Regions from separate parts of the Homo sapiens genome. Here regions 1 and 3 are each linked to region 2. Evidence: chromatin loops called from intact Hi-C (ENCODE). Cell type or tissue: heart left ventricle. All regions are shown on one strand. Each heading gives the region's core, and the rest is flanking DNA. Links, peaks and the distances in the headings are about the cores only.

Region 1 (6,598 bases), core at 2,174-4,673, 460 kb after region 2:
TAGGTAGGAATTAGTGGTAGGTGAACAGAAAACTGCACAAACGAAGAAATAAGACAATTATTAACTCCAAGGAATATTAAATGTTGTACAAGAAAGAAAATGCAATCATCCTTTACACTACATGGACATGCTGTGAATACAGTCATAATTATGTAAACACTGAATACAGATCTAACTAAAATGATGATATAAGCCTACTGGGAGGTTTGGAAAAAAAAATTGTGGAGGTGGGTGAGGGAGGTGTTAAAGAGAGCTAATTCTTCATCTTTCATAGTGAGAATTTAATAATTCCTAAAATGAAAAATCAAGAGGTCGGCAGTAGAAACATGTTATTTAACAATTTGGAGGTAAATGCCCAAAGAGCAATCAAAAGTGGTTGCCTCTGGGAAGTGGGAAAGAAGGATGGAGAAGGGGAAGGCCGGGAATCTGCTATTTTTCATAATAAGGCTTATAACTACTTGACTTCTTAGAACCCATATAACATTTAAATTTAAAAAGATTTCCCTGGGTGGAGAGAAGGAAGAAATCATCTTCAAGTATTTACAAATACTCAACATGTGACACAGTGGGGAATACACTCAGAGTTGCCCTAGGGCGTTGGAGTGTGGAAGAGTTAGGAGACCTGGGAGAGGCCAGCAGAATCCAGATCATGAAGGGCTTTGCATGCCCTCAACCCAGATGGATCACTTCCCAGGGCCTTGTGAGAAATCTCAAACCGAACCATGGAAAACGGAAGATCGGCTGGGCTATTAAAATGGAAAAATGTTGGTCTGGTTTCTGGAAGGAAGAAAGAACAATGGCTCATTGTTCAGGTAAAATTCTAGAATGGACTTTAAAATGAACAATTTTGACAAAAGGAATAATCATAAAAAATCAACATGGGTTCATGAAGAAGTTACACCAGAATCCCTCTTTCTTATCCAGTGTGATTATGAGATTGAAAGATACAAGAAAGCTGAGCACACAGGATATCTTTATTTCAGTTAAATACTTGTCTTCTTGCTGCTGCTATGAATAAGACGAAGATGTGGACCAGGCGACAATATGGTGGGGTGACTATGTAACTGATTGATTAGCCATAAGCTGTGGTTTATGTCCTTTGCTCAGGGGTTCTGCCCTAACTGATTTCTGTCCCAAATCAGTATTTTAAACCATGAATTGGATGATGACATTTTTATCAAGTTTCCATGTCAGAACCCCAAAAAGGCTAATATTTGGAAAAGGCAGCCTTCTAAATGATCTCGACGTGTATGAAATAATGGATTGACTCTAACAACCTAAGCTTACTAGTAACAAATATGAATTCCTTTGCATGGGGTATGTCGCCCTGTCATCACCAGGCCAGCTTTACCTGTGGCTACAAGTTCCTTAGACTCTGGACAAAGGTAACTACCTGCAGTACTGAGACGAGCCTTGCTTCTTCTAAGTGTCCCCCCACTTTTCTCCTCCACCCCACAATATACTTAATCAACACAAACTCCACTGGCAGATTCAGCACAAGCTATGAATTTTTGTCTTACTGCACCCTCTCTTTCTCTACCCCAATACCAATAGGATTTGACATTTTTTCCTTTGGGTTCCCACTGTACCCAAGTGATGTCTCCAAACTAGCTATAGCACTCCAAGGCCATTTCCCCCTTTAATTAGTGAGGAAGTATAATGGGGTAGTTAAATAGCTGCTGGAACCAGACTCACTGGGTTCAAATCCTGGCTCTACCATTTATTGACTGTGAGATGGTGGGAAAGTCCCTTAAATGCTCTGTGCCTCAGTCTCCCCATCTAGAGAGAAGAGGTGATAATACTTCCTACCTCACTGGGAGGAAAAGAGGATTAAATAAGTTGATGTTAATAACTAGCACAAGGAAAGTATAAACAGTTATACGTATATACCTGTCTCTCTTAATAGTCACTGACCACCTTATGAATTGTATCTCCATATCACAGCAATTAACATTTTGGAACATAGCAAATCCAAGAGCACTGACTTACAACCCTTCAGTAGCTCTCTACCACCCCTAAGACAAAGACCAACTTCCACAGCCTGCCTAGATTTCCTTGAGACCTGGCAGGAGCTGGCCTCTCAAGCCTACACTCTCCCCCAACACTCTTCAGATGCTACACTGAAGCCCTGAAAAATATCCCAGCCACTAACCTTCTCCAGACCTTTGTTCTGAGGCCTTCTCCACCCTCTGAATGTTGATGTTCTAGCCAGAGCCAATTTCACGGCTAGACAGCTGGCACAGAGCAGCAGAACCCAGAAAAATAGTGACGGCTCATGGTTCACCAGTGGCTTACTCTTTGTGAGGATGTCACCATGGACCAGAACATGTGTCACCTCCACACCACCCTCAGGCTGCCTGTGTGAGCATCTCAGCATGCACCAGAACATGTATCACTCACATACTGCCAACAGGCTCTCTGTGTGAGCGCCTCAACATGGACCAGGGTGTCACCTCCGCACCACCATCAGGTTCTCTCTGTGTCTTTCCATGAACCAGGACATGTGTCACCCCCACACTGCCATCAGGCTGAGTGCCTCACCATGGACCAGAGTGTGTGTCACTCCTCCACCACCATCAGGCTCTCCCATCATTTGAGTGGCTTCTTGCAGAGCCTATTAGCACCTGAAGGGAGCCCTCATCTCTCTGAGCCCTTGGTCTCTCAGGACAGCTTTTTCCTCATGTGCACTGCCCTCTTCAATGCAGATATTCTCGGGGAGTCCAGTTAATTTTTTACTCTTGTAAAATTAACTCAGTATTAGCCAGATCTGGGAATATTAGCTGAGAACATCTTGGTTTCTTCATGACCTTTACATATAACTAATGTTTTGTGGTCAGGGCCTCTGTCATCTCCACATTTGACTTTCTCAGATTCCTAATCTGAGTCATGAACTTGGAAGGTACTTTCAAACCTCACTGTTGATTTTGACAACCTGAAAGCCCACAACTGGGGGTGAAGGGGAAAACACCCACTGGACTGAGAAGAAACGTGCTTATGTTGCCCTCTCTGAAAACCTTTAATCACTATTAAAAAAAAAAAAAAAAAAAAAGCAAAAACAGTGTCCTGTGTAAGTTCAGCTCTCTGGGGCATGTGGACCTCCACAAGCTAGGGGCCATTTCCTGATGCAGAGCCTCCGGTTGCCTGTGACTGGAACCGCAGTGCCATCCAATGGCAATCTTGTGTAATGCAGTAGCTCCTCCATCTTTCTGCACCTGTAGTTTTCCTAGTGCTCCTGAACAGGAAGCCTCACAAGTCCTGTGGTATAAAAACCTGTTTTCTGTTCCTGTGTTGGTTTGCTTAGGATAACGGCCTCCAGCTCCTTCTGTGTTGCTACAAAGGACATGATCTTGTGTCCTTGAGGGTGGAAGGTGGGAGGAGGCAAAGGATCAAAAACTATCGGGTACTATGCTTATTACCTGGGTGACAAAATAACCTGTAAACCAGCACCCCCTGCCGCCGTGATATGCAACTTGCCCATATAACAAACCTGCACACGTACCTCTGAACTTAAAAGTTAAAAAAAGGAAACCTGTTTTCTCAATGTCATTTGAGTATGCAGCCTTTTTCTTTCTTTTTGTTTAATGTCTACGAACCTTTTGAAGGCTTAATGCTTTATAGAGTTTGAGCAGCAGTTCGCAAAGTGTGGTCCAGGGAGTCCCAAGAACCTTTTAGGGATTTTGCAAAGTCAGAATTATTTTTATAGTAATACTAAGACATATTCCGCCTTTGGCTTCTTATTCCCTTATAAGGGTACACTGGAGTCTTCCCAGGGCTATGTGACCTACACTGTCCTCAGAGGCAGATATGAGACTCAAACAGAGGCAGATATGAGAATGGAGCTGCCTTCTATTAAGCAAGATATTATAAAGATTTGCAAAATTTAAAAAACGTCATTTATTACTTTTTTGGAAAATACAGTTATTTTATTGAAATACGTTATTATGTGTATGTAATAATTGGTTTTGTTGTTGTTGTTTTGTTTTTTTGGTTTTTTTTGAGACGGAGTCTCGCTCTGTCGCCAAGGCTGGAGGGCAGTGGTGCGATCTCGGCTCGCTGCAAGCTCCGCCTCCCGGGTTCACACCATTCTCCTGCCTCAGCCTCCGGAGTAGCTGGGACTACATGCACCCACCACCATGCCCAGCTAATTTTTTGTACTTTTAGTAGAGACGAGGTTTCACCGTGTTAGCCAGGATGGTCTCGCCCTCCTGACCTCGTGATCCGCCCGCCTAGGCCTCCCAAAGTGCTGGGATTACAGGCGTGATCCACCGCGCCCGGCCAAGAATTGTTATTTTTAATGAACATTTTTAAAATTTCTAATTTTGAATATGGTTAAGTATTGAGAGACGTTACCCCCCCCCCCCCCACATAGACTAAAGCTCTTTAGAGTCCTGGATATTCATTTTAAGAGTGTAAAAGGGTATTGAGACTAAAAAACTTAATAACCGAAAACTTAAAAACTTAAGTTTCAGAGGCTTAGTTGGACTGTCCAACTATGTACTCTCATCATTTCTGTATCGAATGGGACACATGGGTGGCACAGAACCTCACTGGCATAGTAAACAAGGGGATGTGGATATATTTTTTCTAGGGAGAAGGCTTAGCTTTCCTCTAGTTTTCAAAGCTCTGTATGACACTGTCCAACCCCATAAAGGTTAGGAGCCACTTAAAAGCGAGCATGACAGCCAAGGGGCTAGAAGGCTTGACACTCATCCCCTCTCTGACACCGACTACTCTGTGACAGATACGAGTCACCTAATCTTTGCTTTATGAGAGGAAAGGGGTAGAGGATCTGTCTGGTGTTTCTCTACTGTCAAAATATAGAAAAATCAGATAAATGTCCATTTTAATTACTTTATAGTTAAAGGAACAATCTTTTAAGTTGTGTTTTATACGATGCCTTGTCCATAAAAGAACTGAAGGTAGTTTGATTCTTCCCTAGCTAGTGTGAAAAATGTGATCTACAGCCTGGGGTAACCAAAGGAGAGTAAATTGAAAAGGACTTATTGCTTTTCCAGATGTTTGTCTATTTTAGTGATCTTTCAAAGATCATGTTGTTGGACTTATTTATCAGGCCTACTGCCTTTCATTTTTCTGTTTTATAGTCTCTTGATTTTTGTTTTCCTGGATAAATATATTTCATTACTTCTTGTTTTATAATTACTTAACACCATGAATTTTCCCTTTAAGGTACAGATTTAGCTATATTCTTTGTTTTTATATATAATGTTCTATTTTTTTAAAATTCTAATTATTGAAGTTTTAGTTTTTTCTATTGTCCAAAAATTAAAAGCTTTTAAAAGTTTCTTATGATTCTTTTAAAAAATACTCGATTTCTAGTTGCATTACATTTTTATAACTGCTGTATTGATATAATTCACATACCCTAAAATTTACCTTTTTAAAGTGTATAATTGTTTTTTGTATGTCAGTTATGTAATAATCACTACCATCTAATTTTAGGACATTTTTATCACTCCAAAAAGAAAACCTATATCCATTAGCCATCACTCCCTAATCTCCTTAGACCCCCACCCCACTCCCATCTTAGAAACCTCTCATGTATTTTCTATCTCTATAGATTTTCCTGTTAGGGACATTTCATATATATGGAATTATATAATATGTTGCCTTTACTGTCTGGCTTCTTTTACTTAGCAAAATGTTCTCAAGTCTTTTCTATGTTGTAGCAAGAATAAATACTTCATTCTTTTTTATGGCTGGAATAGTACTGCATTGCATGAATTTACTGCATTTATCTCTGTTCATTAGCTGATGGGCATTTGGATTGTTTCCTTTTTGGGTTATTATGAATAATGCTACTATTAACTATTGTGCACAAATTTTTGCATGAATAAAAACACACAAAAACTATTCCTCTTTGCTGTATACCTTTACCAGTTGAATTGCTGTATTATATGGTATATTAAAACTCTATGTTTAACATTTTGAGGAACTGTCAAACTGTGTTCCAAAGTGGCTGTATCATTCTATAGTCCAACCATTTCTCCACATTCTGCCCAATAATTGATATTTTTCTTATTTTAGTCATCCTAGTGGGTATGAAGGAGTAGCTCATTGTGGTTATGATTAGCATTTTCTTAATGACTTATGATGCTGAGTCCACTGCATTTTGGTCAGAGATTGTGGCCAAATCTTAGAATTTATTGTGATTTTTTCTTTGTAGCTTAATATGTGATCAATTAAATATTCTCTTAATTGCAGAAGACAAAATCTTTGTTCTTCAGTAAAATGTGATGGTTTTCTATAAAGATCTCTGATATGTAGGGTATACATTGCAATATACATATTATTCAATTATATCCTTATTATTTGCCTGTTAAAAATGCAAAATGTCGAAATATTACTATATTTCTGCTTCTTCTTGTATTTCTATCATTTTACCCTTAAACAAATTGAGGCAATGTTATTTGGTACATAAAGGTTTATGACAGTTTCGGCTTCATTGAGAACTACATCCTTGTTAATATAGTGGTTCTCTGTGTAAAAATGTATAAAATTTTTTTTATCTGATATTGATATTGTTCACTGTTTCCTTATTAGTTGCATTTGCATAAAATGCTTTTGGCATGTTCATAAT
Region 2 (6,598 bases), core at 2,357-4,856:
ACATATTGAGTCTGGGGATGAGGGACAATCCATATGCAGCTACCCCTAACTTCATTGGACACCTGGGTCTGGAAATGAGGCGAAAGGTGAGGTCTAGGAGCTAGATGTGGTGTGGAGGGGGTAGTTGAAATGGCAGGTAAGGATATAATCTTGAAGGGAGAGAAGTCAGACAGAGGAAAGGGGTTGGGGACAGACCCATGGGTGCCCTACAGGTGAGAGCAGTAAGAGGAAGAGAAGGAAACGGTGAGAAACTGGGAGATGTGGTGGCTGGGATGCCAAGAACGATGACCTCTGAGGAGAGGGGGAGGTCAGTGGTGTCAAATGCTGCAGAGTGGTCAAGTAGGAGGGTAAAAAAAGGGACCATCAGGGGTTCAGTGGTAGTCTTAGAGCAATTTCTGTGGAGTGGAAGGGGCAGAGCTAGTAAATGGCCTGCCCAGGTATATATTTCAAAACTGGCCTTAAGTCCATATCATATGGGAATGCCTTCTTCCCTTTGATTATTTTATACTAGGTGGGTGTAACCAGCTGCTCAGTGTAGGAGAGAGTGGGAGAGAGAGGGTGTGGTGATGGACAGGTGGTGGCTTAATCTGCTGATGATTCCAACACAAAGGGTTCTTGGAGAGGCAGGATTGGTGGGTGCAGTGGAATCTTATTCTCTTTCTCTGGGCCTTCAGGGCCCCTTTAGGCTTGACTGCAGCTGTGAGCTGCATTTTCTGTTACTGCGGCATTATCTTCAAGAGTGAAATGTAGGGAGTGGATCAAGACCAGGCAAGACACGAATCCAACCTGGGCACCTTCTCCTAGGCACTGCCTCCTTTGGGCTAGCCCCTGACATGATACCTGACACGTGGAAGGTGCTCACTGCATGTCTGCTAAATGAACCAATCGGCCTGAGCCCACCCGGGCTGAACGAGCTTTGCAAGGTGTGGGCTGTGTTGTGTTTTCTGAGTCAAGAGGCCGTGGGGGTGGATGGATGGATGTGCTCCTGCCGGTTGTTCTCACCCTCTGCTCACCCCCATCAGTGGGAGCTGGGGCGCTGCTGAGTCCTCCTGCTGCACTTTGCCTTGGCTGAGCAGCAAGGTTGGGCCCTGAGGGTGGGAAGGGAGGTAGACAGTGATGGGCATGGGATCCTTTGCTGTCTGGGGCTAAACTCCGAACCTCCAAATCAACTTTCCCAATAAAGCTTAATATCTATTAGGGTAAGCATATTTTTGGCTTTTCTCTGGGCTGAAAGGTGACCTCATCTTATGGGAAAGAAAGGCTTGAAGTGGTAATGCTATAATCTTCGTGATCCTAGATACATTGAAAGAAAATAAAAATGCTGATTTACTAATTAACTCCATGCATCTTGTGTACTGCCCCCCTCCCCACCCCCCAAAACATCCTAAACATTCATGCTGCAGGCTGCTGCTCCATGCCTCCAATAAACTAGCTCTTCAAAGAGATCTCTTTTGTATTCTTCCCTTTTCCAGCTGCCTCCAGTGGGAGGGGATGGCTCCCTGCTCTGTTGTCTCCCAGTACTCTCCTGTGGTGCACTCCACATCCCGCCTTGTATTCGAGCCCTTTGTGGGTATGTTTTCCCTTCTCCTCTTTTGAACTGTAAGTTTTTAGAGGCTATGACTGTGTCTAATTTATCTCTGAGCCCCAGAATCCCTGAGAACAATGTGTGGCTCATCAAAGGGGATTAATGAGTATTTGTTAAATGGGTTTATGAATTCATGAATAAGTAAACAAACACACAGCTCTCTCAGGTATCATGGCCTTTGGGTCTCCAGACACTGGTCTCTACTATTTTTTTTTCCTTTTTTCCTCCATTCCTCTTTCTGACCTGATCTCAGGCACTTACATGTCTCTGCTCCTCTGTCCATCCCCCGCACAACAGAGTGTGTTCATCCCTGGCTGCACTTCTGAAGTTGGCTTTCAGAAACAGAGTCTGTAGACATGCAGTGTTTCCAGTGTGTTACCGTGGTCACAGCTACTGAAGGTGAAATGTACATAACAAGTACTTACGTAGCACATACTTATTGTGTGCAAGGTACTGATCTAAGAGCTTTATGCATATAAACTAACTTAATTTTCACAACAGCCCAGTGGAGCAGAATGGTATTATTCTTAACAATTAAACCCTCTGGGAGACTCTCTGGTTCAAGGTCATGCCTTACCTCTCTAAAGCTCAAGATCCTGCCTATAACTTGACTCTTAAGCAAGGAAAATATTATTTTGACATGCAGTATGTTAATAATGGTCACATATTGTGAAGAATCCTGTCCTTATTATTAGGAGATCCAGCTCTGCTATTTCCTAGCTCTGTGCACTTGGACAAGTCCCTGACTCTCTGGGTGTTCAGATAACAGGATGTGCCTCACAGTCCTTCTGCAAAGATGCAATGAGAAAACATTACGGTTGGCACCCAGGAAGTGATGGGTTGTCATAAATGAATGGTTTTTAAAACACTTTAAAACCAACTTTGCTGACCTGTGGTTAGCTGATAGCATGTTGGAGTGTGGGGCTTCTCAGGCTTAGGTTTGAGAGATGCTGATTCTAGGGACGGACATTACATAAGGATGTGAAGTTATGTTTTCACCCAAGTAAGGGCTGTGAGGTATTGTGAAAGCCACCAGACTCCCAAGATGTCTGCATTGCCATAATGCTCCTCTGCTCCACTATGCATTTGCACATGGTCTCCTGCCAACTTTTTTCTTAAGAACCCACTCCCAAATCCTCTCTGCATTATGTTCCTTAGAGCACTGCTTTGCATAAGAGTCTATTTCTTGGAAAAGCTCAACGGAGGAAAAATAGAACAAAAGGGGCTCTGATAACTTAAGCATAAGCTATCTGAGTGTAACTGGCAGGGTGGGGGAAGATGAAGGAGCAGGCCTGGTGGGAGGGGCACAGGCCATTTGGATGAAGCCCACATTCACAGACTTCTCAGTGATGGGTGAAAAATCTCTTATGAAGATGGCCCAAGGCCTGACAGATCTGGGAAGAGCTTAAGAATGAGGGTAATAGGCCAACTGCTTCTCCAACTTTGCCACTCATGTCCATCTGTCTTAGTACAAACTCCCACAGGCTGCCTGATCTGGGGCAGTGTGGACACCTTGTTTTCTGCCTTTTCCAGAAGAGGCTGGAGGGACTACCTACCAGTCCCCTTCACACCTGATTGCAGCTCGATGATACACTGCAGTAGAGGGGCTGCAGGATAAATGCTTTGAAATGTAATAGTCTTCATGGGCTTTATAAAGTAGGAAAGTTTTCCACTTGCTTCCTTAGCTCCTGTTGGGTTTCCACTTTGCAGGTCATTGCTTTCAGAAAAACATGTGGAGCATTTGGTAACCCCATCTTAACTTGGGAGGGTGTGTGTGGGGCTGCACTTTCCAACTACTGTGAGATGGGCTGGCTGCATTGTGGTGAAATTTAGTACCTCAACAAAGTCCCATAGGGGAGTAGAGGGCTGTTGACAAGAGGTCAGAGCCTAGGAATATCTAAGCTCTGAGGCATGGTGCATGGGGTGCTGGGCTGCCAAGCACTCGTGCTCAGTGACCAGTAGATGGTGCTCTGACAACAGGAAAATACAGTTACTGTCCCTCTGAGACTGGAAAGGGATTTTCAGATGGTCTTCAGACTGGTTTCCAATCAGAGTTATGACTAATTGCTAATTTTCCACATTTCCATTTGTGGATCCTTAATAGGACAGTGGAACTCGGGGCACTGGAAGGAGAATGCCCACCAAATTCCCATATGAAGAAATTCCCATATGAAGTCATGCAATACCGCATGACTACAGTATTCTGGTCATGAACTTTTTCTGAGGATCCTCCTGGATATTGAGGGCATGGTGCCAGGAACACTTGGCCTCTGATCAAATTCAATTTGAGGATGGTAAGCATAGCATTTCCATAGGCTTAGTGTCATTGTATAGTTTCTTCTCTTGATAAACAATTTAGAATTACCCTATTGCTGTCCTGAAGGGCAGCATGGGTTTTAGAAAGAGCCGCAGATTGGAAGTCAGATGTGTTAGAAGTCCACACTCTGCCGCTTATCAGATGTGGGCAAACGGCTTAACGTTGCTGAAACTCTGCTGCTTTGTCTGTCAAGGGTCGTGATACATGTGTTACCAGGCTCACCTCAGAAGTTTGGAGTCAGGCTCAGCTGTGGGGCTTATGTAAACTGAAAACTATTAAACACATGTATTATTCAACCATTAAAATTGTAGCCACTGGCGGGGCGCAATGGCTCATGCTAGCACTTTGGGAGGCTGAGGCAGGTGGATTGCTTGAGCCTAGGAGTTGCCAGCTAGGACAACATAGTGAGACCGTCGTCTCTATAAAAAAAAATAAAAACAACAACTGTAGCTGCCTTGGGGGCTGGTAGAATGGGGGATTAGAGAGTATGAAACCAGTATAGAAATTCATAGATCTCAAAGCTCTCAAGAGCTATGACAGCCAGGTGGGGGTGGAAGATGAGAGTCTGTCTTCCTGCTAGCACTGCTGCCCTTAGGCCAAGTCTCTTCACAAAGCCATTTATGCCATTATGTTTGCCCCTTTCCTTTTTGGCTGCACCCTCCAAGAATTATCCCTTTTAACTCACATAGGTGCTGAAACTCCCTAAGGTATTCCACATTAATTCCCAACCTATGCATTTATGATTCCTGTCTCCTTGGAAGGCAAGAAGGCAGATATCAACTCCAGTGTGTCGTCGCATTTGCACATGTAGTATCCCATCTTGAGTATTCTAGGTCTCTGAAGAATTACAACAGCCAAAGAGAATACAGGACGTGGAATACTGGATCTCTGCTGACATCTGATAACACTGAAGAGACAAGTCGGGGATCTCTGATGTTCCAAGAACTAAGTCTGGGAAGTAAAAGGCTAGTGAGCCCTGCTTATTCTGGGCATTGAGAAGGTATGCCGCCAGCCTGCTGAGGCAGAACCACAAAGGAAAGGGGTGAGGTGACAGCATGAGAGTGAAGTTCATGAAGCTTTCTGGCCTGCAAGGTTATACAATCTAGTATAATCTAGTGTAAAAAGCTACATGATTTATGTCATCACCCATCTTGTTCATTATAGTATCCTCAGTGCCTAAAACAGTGCCTGGCACCTGGAAGGGACTCAAAGATACTTCTCTAATGATTTGAATGAATTTTGTGCTATGGATTATGGTACTGTCTGAAAGGAGCGACATACACTTAATAATTTCTGAAAGCCCTTTTTCTAACCCTATGTAGTTTACAGGGATACCGAGATAGCCACTTGGGACTAGTTCTAAGTGACTGGCTGATGGGACTTCATGGTTCACAGCACCACCCTCCCTCCGTTTCACGACTGACTAGGTATTCAGACAGAAGAGGACCCTCTGATTAAAGCAGGAGGAAGGACAGAGTAAGGCAGTAATGTGAAATCAAAGTAACAATTACAGCTGACTCACCTTGAATAGTAATTTCACCTGAAATGGGCTCCCCTGAATCCAAAGGTCAAATGCCTTCCCCAAGGGCAGCAGGCTGGACATGTTGAGACCATTCCTTTGGATTTCCAGTAGAGAATTTTCCTACACACACACACACACACACACACACACACACACACTCTCACATACATTCTCACACAACAGACACATGTCAGTGCTCACAGGGCCTTGCCCACAGACAGACACATACCCGTAGAAACACACATGCCATGCACTCAGACATCACCTCACTTCTCAACAGTTAATCTCACTTCACAGGCGTGAAGCCATACTCACCCATGGTTTCCAACCTCTGGGCTTTGGTCAGTGTCTGTTTCCTTCCTCAGCCCCTCCTTTCCTTCTTCCCTTCCATTGTTCGGGTTGGAAGGATTTGGAGAGGCCTATGTGTTGAGCCAAGGCAGGAAAACACAGAAGACGGTGTGCCCCAGCTAGTGTGGACATGGGAGGGGACAGCTGGTCCCTGCCCTCAGTTCAAACCACCAGTCACCTGTGGGGAAGGGCTTGGCGGCTAAACAGGAGCTCTTTCCCTGGGGCTTGGAGTCCACCTTTCCCACCTCTGCAGCTCAGATACCAATTCTATTTTTTTTTTTTTCTACATTAATGGGTTGGGTTTGAGAAAGTCCGTGGAGCTTATTTGGGAGTAAAGGATGGGGGGCGGGAGGATCCTTCTGATTGTTCGCATTTCGAGAAGGGTAGTTTTAGCCCATAACTCACCATGGAGGGCCCTTCCAGGAGACGTCGGGCAGGGCTTTCCTACAGCGGAACCGGGAGGCCGCCCCGTGAGGGCAGAAGCTCCCGCCAGGAGCCAGCACCACCAGCAGAGTGTGGAACCCCCAGAGGTCCTAGCCTCCTCCACGGGGCCTCCCAGGTGCTAAGTGGGGAGATGGGGAGAGGGTTCTGCCCTCTACTTGGAAATGCCTGGCCGTGTTCGTGGAGCCTGGGAGGTGCGGAGGAGCGGCGACGCGGCCATGGCGCTAGGCGCGCAAAGGCCCCGACACCTTACTAGGGCGGCGGCGGGCCCGTGGCACCGCTCCCGGCACCGAACAGGGCACAGCACTGGGGACACCTCTCTGCAGGGACCCAAGACGCGCGTGCGTGTGCGCCCCACGCCAGGCCCTCGCTCTCTTGCGGAGAC
Region 3 (6,598 bases), core at 1,873-4,372, 200 kb after region 2:
TGTGTTAATTGAGAGGGTTGTCAGTATGAACTGCTGAGGCTTAATCCACTGGGAACCCTAGAAGGAACCATGTAGAACGTACCTCAGCCCTGCTCCACCAAGCAACTGGGAAACTGGGACATAGATACATGTATCTGTATGTTTATGTATGTATGTATATGAGTATGTGTGTGTGTGTGTGTGTGTATTTTTCCCCCATCCATCAATCCCTGTCCATCCTTGAGTGATGACACTTTGGGGCTGCCCTGTTTGTGGACTTAACAGTGCCTGGAGAAATTCCGTAGGTGGAGAAGCAGGAAGATGTAAGCACTCAAAGTGGGCACTGTCACATACCTGTGTGAGTGTTTAAGTCCTGTCCACTGCAGCTGCAGAACCCAGAGGTGGCCCGAGGGGATATGGGGTGGCATCCAGAGCATATGCTCTTGCTCCACATTCAAGGAGTAGATCATTCATTCAACATTTGTGGAGCACCTACTATGTGCCAGGAACAGCTTTTCCAAGGTGAGTGAGTTAGAAGAAGCAGAGTGACAACAGAATTCAGGACTAGAGTGAGCCGGAGAGCAGATGGTCCACTGCCCAGAAAGAGGACATCCCTTATAGGGCCAGCGGATGGAAGCCATGGGCTGGGCAGGACATTCCTGTCCCAACCCACATGGCAGCTAGAGTCCTGGAAATTACAGTCGACATGACCCCACCCCTCTCCTGAAACACAGTTTCCTCCTCCCAACCCCACCCAGCAGTGCACACCCCAACACCCGCTCTGCCAGCTCTCGTTCGTTGCCTCTTTCTCCTCAATATAACCACCATTTTATTTTATCCCAGCTCCCAGCGTGCATTTGTCCTGCACAGCCTTGCTGCCCTTCACCCTGCTCCTCAGTGTAGAGTACCATGTTCCCGTTATTATTGTTCAGTTCCCCAGCCACACAGCTAATCCTGTTAGGGCCAATTTAGGCAATACAAGAGTCTGGAGCTTTTATGACCTAAGCAGTTGGGGCTCTCCTTATGCTACCAATGATAAATGATAGAATAAGTAAGCAGAGGGCTGGGCGCGGTGGCTCATGCCTATAATCCTAGCACCTTGAGAGGCCAAGGCGGGCGGATCACGAGGTCAGGAGATCGAGACCATCCTGGCTAACACGGTAAAACCCCGTCTCTACTAAAAATACAAAAAAAAAAAAAAAAAAAATTAGCCAGGCATGGCAGCGTGCGCCTCTAGTCCCAGCTGCTGGGGAGGCTGAGGCAGCAGAATGGCGTGAACCTGGGAGGCGGAGCTTGCAGTGAGCCGAGATCGCGCCACTGTGCACTCCAGTGTGGGTGACAGAGCAAGACTCCATCTCAAAAAAAAAAAAAAAAAAAAAAAAAAGAATAAGCAGAGTCTCAATTAAAATACTCATTGATCATGTCTGATGTCACAGAGTTTAATCTTAAATTCAGTAGACCCATAAATTAAAAATACTGGATCTCAGTAGCCAGAGGGTCATTCTGTCTTAGAGCCCCTGGACACAGTCCCCCTAATATGGACCAGGCCTCATCTGAATGTTCCATGCCCCCTCAGCTGCGAATTCCCATGTTTTCTGGGCCAGTTATCTGACCTCTTCCTGCGAGGGCAGTGCAGCAGGGGTGTGGGCTCTCAGGGGGACAGAGGGACTCTGCCACAGGCTTGACCTGACCATCTCTCTCAAGTCTCTCTCTACACCCCAGCACAGAGAGAGCAGAGGTCTGCAGAGTGCCACCCCTCTAGCAGCTCTGTGGACCAAACAAGCATTTCACCTGCAGGTGCCAGCTCAGCGTGCCAGGGCATGAGTGTCCCCCAGGTGGCAGGGTGACTGCCTTTCTTAGGTGGCTTATGTTCAGTGTGGAAGTTCAGGCTCTCTCATTCCTGTTTCGATTCCTTTTCCCTCTCTGTCTCACCTGGTCTTTGATAGCAAAGGTTAGTGTTATAATTAAACAATCAATTTAGCAAATTTTCTTTGGGGATTTCCTTTCCTTTTGTTTTGCCAACTGTAATTCCTCCAGTCTCCAGAGAGATCCCCTGTGAAGTGCATCTGAGGTGTTTTCACTTTCCCTCATCCACAGTTGTTGTTGTTTTCAGGGACTAACAAATGACAAATAAGACACAGCATGTTCGTGGTTTATATAAGCAGGAAGGAATATATCTGCTTCTCTCTGCAGGAAGAGAGGAGGAGGAAAAGAGGAGGAGGCACAGCTGATGGCTGCTACCCAAGGCCTTGCTCCGAAACATCATGGGTGACTGGGAGTCTAAGAATATTAATTGGAGACAGTGGGAACAGGGGTAATTTCACGTACCCAGTAGGGACATGCTGTGCTAAGAGCGTGTGAGAAAATAGCGTGTGAGAAAAAATTTACCTGATGGTGCTGCTATAGGTCTTATTTTCTTCCATGTTTTGTTTCTTATGCAAAACGTATATGTGTTAAGAGAAGGGGATGGGGAAGGAGAGTTCATGGAGGAGAGAAGAGGAGGAGAAATAAACTTTGAAAATTCTAGTTGCCATGACAACATAATGAGCTCCAAAAGTGGCATCTCTGAACCAGTTTTGCATGGGAAGGCAGAGAAGCTCAAAAGGGAAAGAATTAAAATAATAAAAATAATAAAACAGTGATCATGAAGCAAAGGATACATCTGAAGAGGCTGTGAGCCCTTCTTGTCACCCTCTGTGTGTTGGGAGTGTCAAAGCTGCTTGCTCCTGGCTGACCTGGGCAGAGCCTGCGGGATTGCCGTCAGGGGTTGGAATGCCTTTGCAGCCTCCCGGGCTCTGGACAATGCGCAGCTAAGGGATTTTGACAAAAAAGACCTCATGCATTGTGTGTGAAGTGCATTGTGCTTGAGAACCCATTGCAAGCCAGGCTGTCTTCCTGCTCCGTTTCTCCTCCCTTTCCTCCCTCCCACCCGCCCTTTCTTATAGCTCAGCTTTACTCTTTTCAATGAATTTCACTGTAGCCCAAGCGACAGTGTGTGCTGTGTCACTCTTACCACCATGGTATAGAATGTAAAATCCCCATTATTGGGCACTCGTTAGAACTATAAGGCTCTTCTCCCCAGCAAAGTGTCCCAGAGCTGTGCGAGGCTTATACAAAAGAAGGAAGCATTGAGAAGTGCAGAATGTGAAAGCCAAGAAGGATTTGTAGGTAATGATGTTTTTGCCCACCATACTCAAATTGGAAATGCACCCACAGCATCTTAGAATTATTTATTATTAAAAGTGTATTTTAATGAAGATATCCCTTGGTATCCCTTGTCCTGGTTCAAGTCGTGTTCATGTTTTCCTCATTATAATGGCCAGGACGTTGCACTACATATGTTTCCATAATATAATCGGTGTTTAACAGCATCTGAGCCAATCCATCAGTTAAGGCACTTGTTCTGAGAACTGGTTGAATGTGGGGATCCTGCTGCCCCCTTGTGCTTGTTTGATATTGTTGCCCACGAGACTATCTAGGGTGTACATTATGATGTCTCTACCACCAAGCTCTGTGTCTGGCACACAGTAATTAATATATGTTGAATGAATGAGTGCTTAGTTCCAGCTGAAGCATGAAGCCCTCCTTAGTATATATGTGCTCCGGCTAGACTCCAACGAATAGCTGTTTGGCAATACATGTCAAGTTGAGTGGATGATGTATAAGTGAACTAATATCCCCTATGGAGGACAGCAATTCTCAGTGAAATAAGCAAATCATTGTGTGAGTTCTGTGTATCAGCAAAGATTAAATCTATTAAGTTTTTAGCTTCTTTCAGATGTTAACCACTTAAGTAGTTAATATTTGCATAATGCTTCCTATAGTTTAGAACCATTAGTCAGTGAGGGGAACCTCCTTTTCTCTGTTATATTTCTTGGTGGAAGAACTTCCTCCAGAAAACACTTTTTAGGCCTTTGTCATCATCCTTTGCTCATTCCTCCTGAACTGTAATAGATGGATTTAGAAGAACTGGCTGTGCTCCTCTCAGCTTCTTCCTCCTCTTTAGAACTGGCCGGCCCTCCAGGAACGTATCTTCTCTACTCCCTTTTGCTTGTAGCTTCTGGGACAGTGCCCTGTAATAGGGTAGGACTGGGCTTCTGTGGTTGTTCCTATGACTGGATGGTTCAAAATTCTGGGGTATACACTCAGGATAGATCTAGAAGATAGATGATAGATCTAAAGTCATGTTCTCCAACTTGCTTTATCAGAAATGAAACTGATTATTTTTTGTCTTTATTTATCTAACTCCAGTATGTCCCGTGTCTCAGCTGGTTTCATAATCAGGAGGGGAATAAAAGGAAAATTGTATACTGATCCCCACAGCACTGCTATACATGATTAGAAAGTCTTTTCCCCCTTTAAACATGTAATTTTAAATGATACAATACAATCTCAGATGTGATTTTTGTCACCTTCAAGACATCCAGCAATTCTAGCACCTTAGATATTTATATCGCAGGTCAGTTGGAAAAGAGTAGTCACAAAACACAAATTATGTTCATAGTACACTTGGCTAGTGTGCAATTTCCTGATCACCAAACACAGGAGAATTCAAAAGAAGTATGAAACCTGGTCCTTTGTCTTGGGGGCTTATTTCCTCCCACAGAAAGCTGAAACCTGCCACATCTTTTCATATGGGTGATCCCTGAAATAGGCATTCTGGGCTGGAGATACCACTGTGGTTTCTATCATGTAAGAGCAGTTTTGTAGAAGAGGTGAGATTTGAACAGGGCTTTGAAAGGTAGCTGGAACTTATATAAGCCCAGGGGTGTCATAGAGTGGGTTTTGGGGGAGAAGTTTTAGGAATAACAGGATGATCCCCAACTTTGAGGCAGGCCCTAATTTATTTGTGGGATAAAAACGATATTGAATATGAGAGTGGTGGGAACATCATTGGTTTAGTTAGGTCTGGTTAGATCATGGAGGACCTCACAGCAGAGGGAATTAAGGCAGGAGAGTTACTGTGGGTGCTGGATGGAGGGGGCAGGATGACCATGCGGGACATAGTATTTGGGGAAGATTAGCTTGCAGGCCTGTTCTGTGGATGAGGACACTTGCTTGTCTGGGTTCTCTGCTGCCTCTTCAACTTTAATCTTCTAGGAACTCTGAGTGGCCCCAGCATGAGGGCTCTAGTGGTGCCCCTCTGCCAGCCACTCTGAACTGTGGCAGACTTGCCCAGCACAGAAGTTAGGATAGGCTGTCTCTAAAAGAGGACTGAGAGAGTGTTTATTCTACCCAGACCATGGCTTTGAGATTGGATATCAGGATGCATGTTATTTTTTTAAAAGAGCTTTTTTGTTGTTATCTTCTAGATAAATGAGAAATCAGAAACAAAGTCACCATTCACCTGAAAAGGCACCACTGTCTGGGAGCAGTAGCAATGGGCTATATATAATAACAATAATGATAATAAAACAGGTACTGTTTATAAAGTGTTAACCGCCTGTTAGAACTTTTCTTATTGTATTGCTGCACATCTATCTAACATGTATGTATCTAACAAGGACATACTGAACTAACAAGGACACACTGAATACTGGTATTAGGATTTGAAAAGGCTGGGGTAAATACAGACATACAAAAACAACCCTGATTTGAAGGTTTTGGAAGGACCTCTTAGGAAAAGAGGGAGGCAATTTAGCATTGTTTTGGATTACGGGGCTCAAATCCTCATTCTTCATTTAATTAGCTGTGTCACCTTGGGCACATTTTCTAACCTTTCTCAGACTTAGTTTCTCCACCTGGAAAGTGGGGATCATAATATTTCATGGAGTTTTTGTTGATTAAATGATGTAATGAATACAAAGAACTTAGCACAGTGCCTGGCACATAAGAGATGTTCAGTAACACATAACTATTAAGAACCTCTTAAACTAGCCTCCTGTGAAACATGAATTTTCTATTATTCATTTTTATCTTTGAGTTAAGGCTTTTTAAGAGCCTCTAGATAACTACAAATATGATATCTGGTGAAAGTTCCACATTTTCTTCCTCATGGTCTTTCACACCTTTGCATGACGCACTTACTGGCACCTAAGGATGACAGAGTCCCAGGAGAGAGGTACTCAGACAGGACAGAGTCATTTTAATAGATAGGGAGTAGAGTTGTAAACGATGAAGAAATCTGGAAAAGAATAGCCGGAAAGTTAACAAAATGTATTGGATAACTACAATGTGCTAGGTTTTGTATATTATCTCTTCCTTACAACAATTCAGTATGACAGGCTGTGTTTCTCCATATTACCCATGGTGGAATGTGAACTGCAGGAGCCTTGCATACTTCCCCAAGGATCCCCAGTTAGTAAATTGGGGACTAGGATTTTTCACTTGGGTCTCTCTTAATCCAAAGCTCACGTGCTTTGTCCTACACTCTGCTGCCCCTCGGAAAATGCACAGAGCAAAGGTCCTATTAGAAGAAGGCAAACTCGGGCCAGAGCTCCTGGGCAGCCAGGGGGCAGATAAGGACATAATGCCAGGGAGCTCCATGTAAACACGTGAAAGAGGGAAATGGGCCACAAGGTATCCTTTCACAAACGGTTACTTCCAGTGTCCTTAGAGCTGGCTTGGTCTCAGGAGGACAGAGAGGCCACACTCACAAGGCATATTACCCATCAGGATG

What was found. A loop is a pair of places that touch in the nucleus more often than their neighbours do. Peaks named below come from ENCODE experiments on the same cell type or tissue, not always from the same donor. Only the 100,000 strongest peaks of a DNase experiment are listed, where the experiment ranks them.
Region 1: it touches region 2 in a loop (11-fold over the local background); 58 of 110 quality-filtered maps call a loop at or near these places.
Region 3: a loop joins it to region 2, with 28 times the contacts of the local background. A loop is called at or near these places in 70 of 110 quality-filtered maps.

Annotation. Positions count from the first base shown.
Region 1 is chr1:181,933,988-181,940,585 of GRCh38, forward strand. No RefSeq gene overlaps it. Among named protein-coding and RNA genes, the nearest start is that of ZNF648, 120 kb to the right of the region's middle. In heart left ventricle, for the core only: a CTCF peak has its summit at 3,177 (motif pointing left); no DNase peak of the experiment used is centred there.
Region 2 is chr1:181,475,790-181,482,387 of GRCh38, forward strand. It overlaps a transcript of CACNA1E not described here. Among named protein-coding and RNA genes, the nearest start is that of CACNA1E, 4.4 kb to the right of the region's middle. RefSeq lists enhancers at 5,919-6,451, 6,503-6,598. In heart left ventricle, for the core only: a CTCF peak has its summit at 3,544 (motif pointing right); no DNase peak of the experiment used is centred there; H3K27me3 peaks cover 2,183 bases.
Region 3 is chr1:181,673,058-181,679,655 of GRCh38, forward strand. The region is part of intron 7 of CACNA1E (calcium voltage-gated channel subunit alpha1 E); the gene reads left to right. Among named protein-coding and RNA genes, the nearest start is that of CACNA1E, 190 kb to the left of the region's middle. In heart left ventricle, for the core only: a CTCF peak has its summit at 3,435 (motif pointing left); no DNase peak of the experiment used is centred there; H3K27me3 peaks cover 987 bases.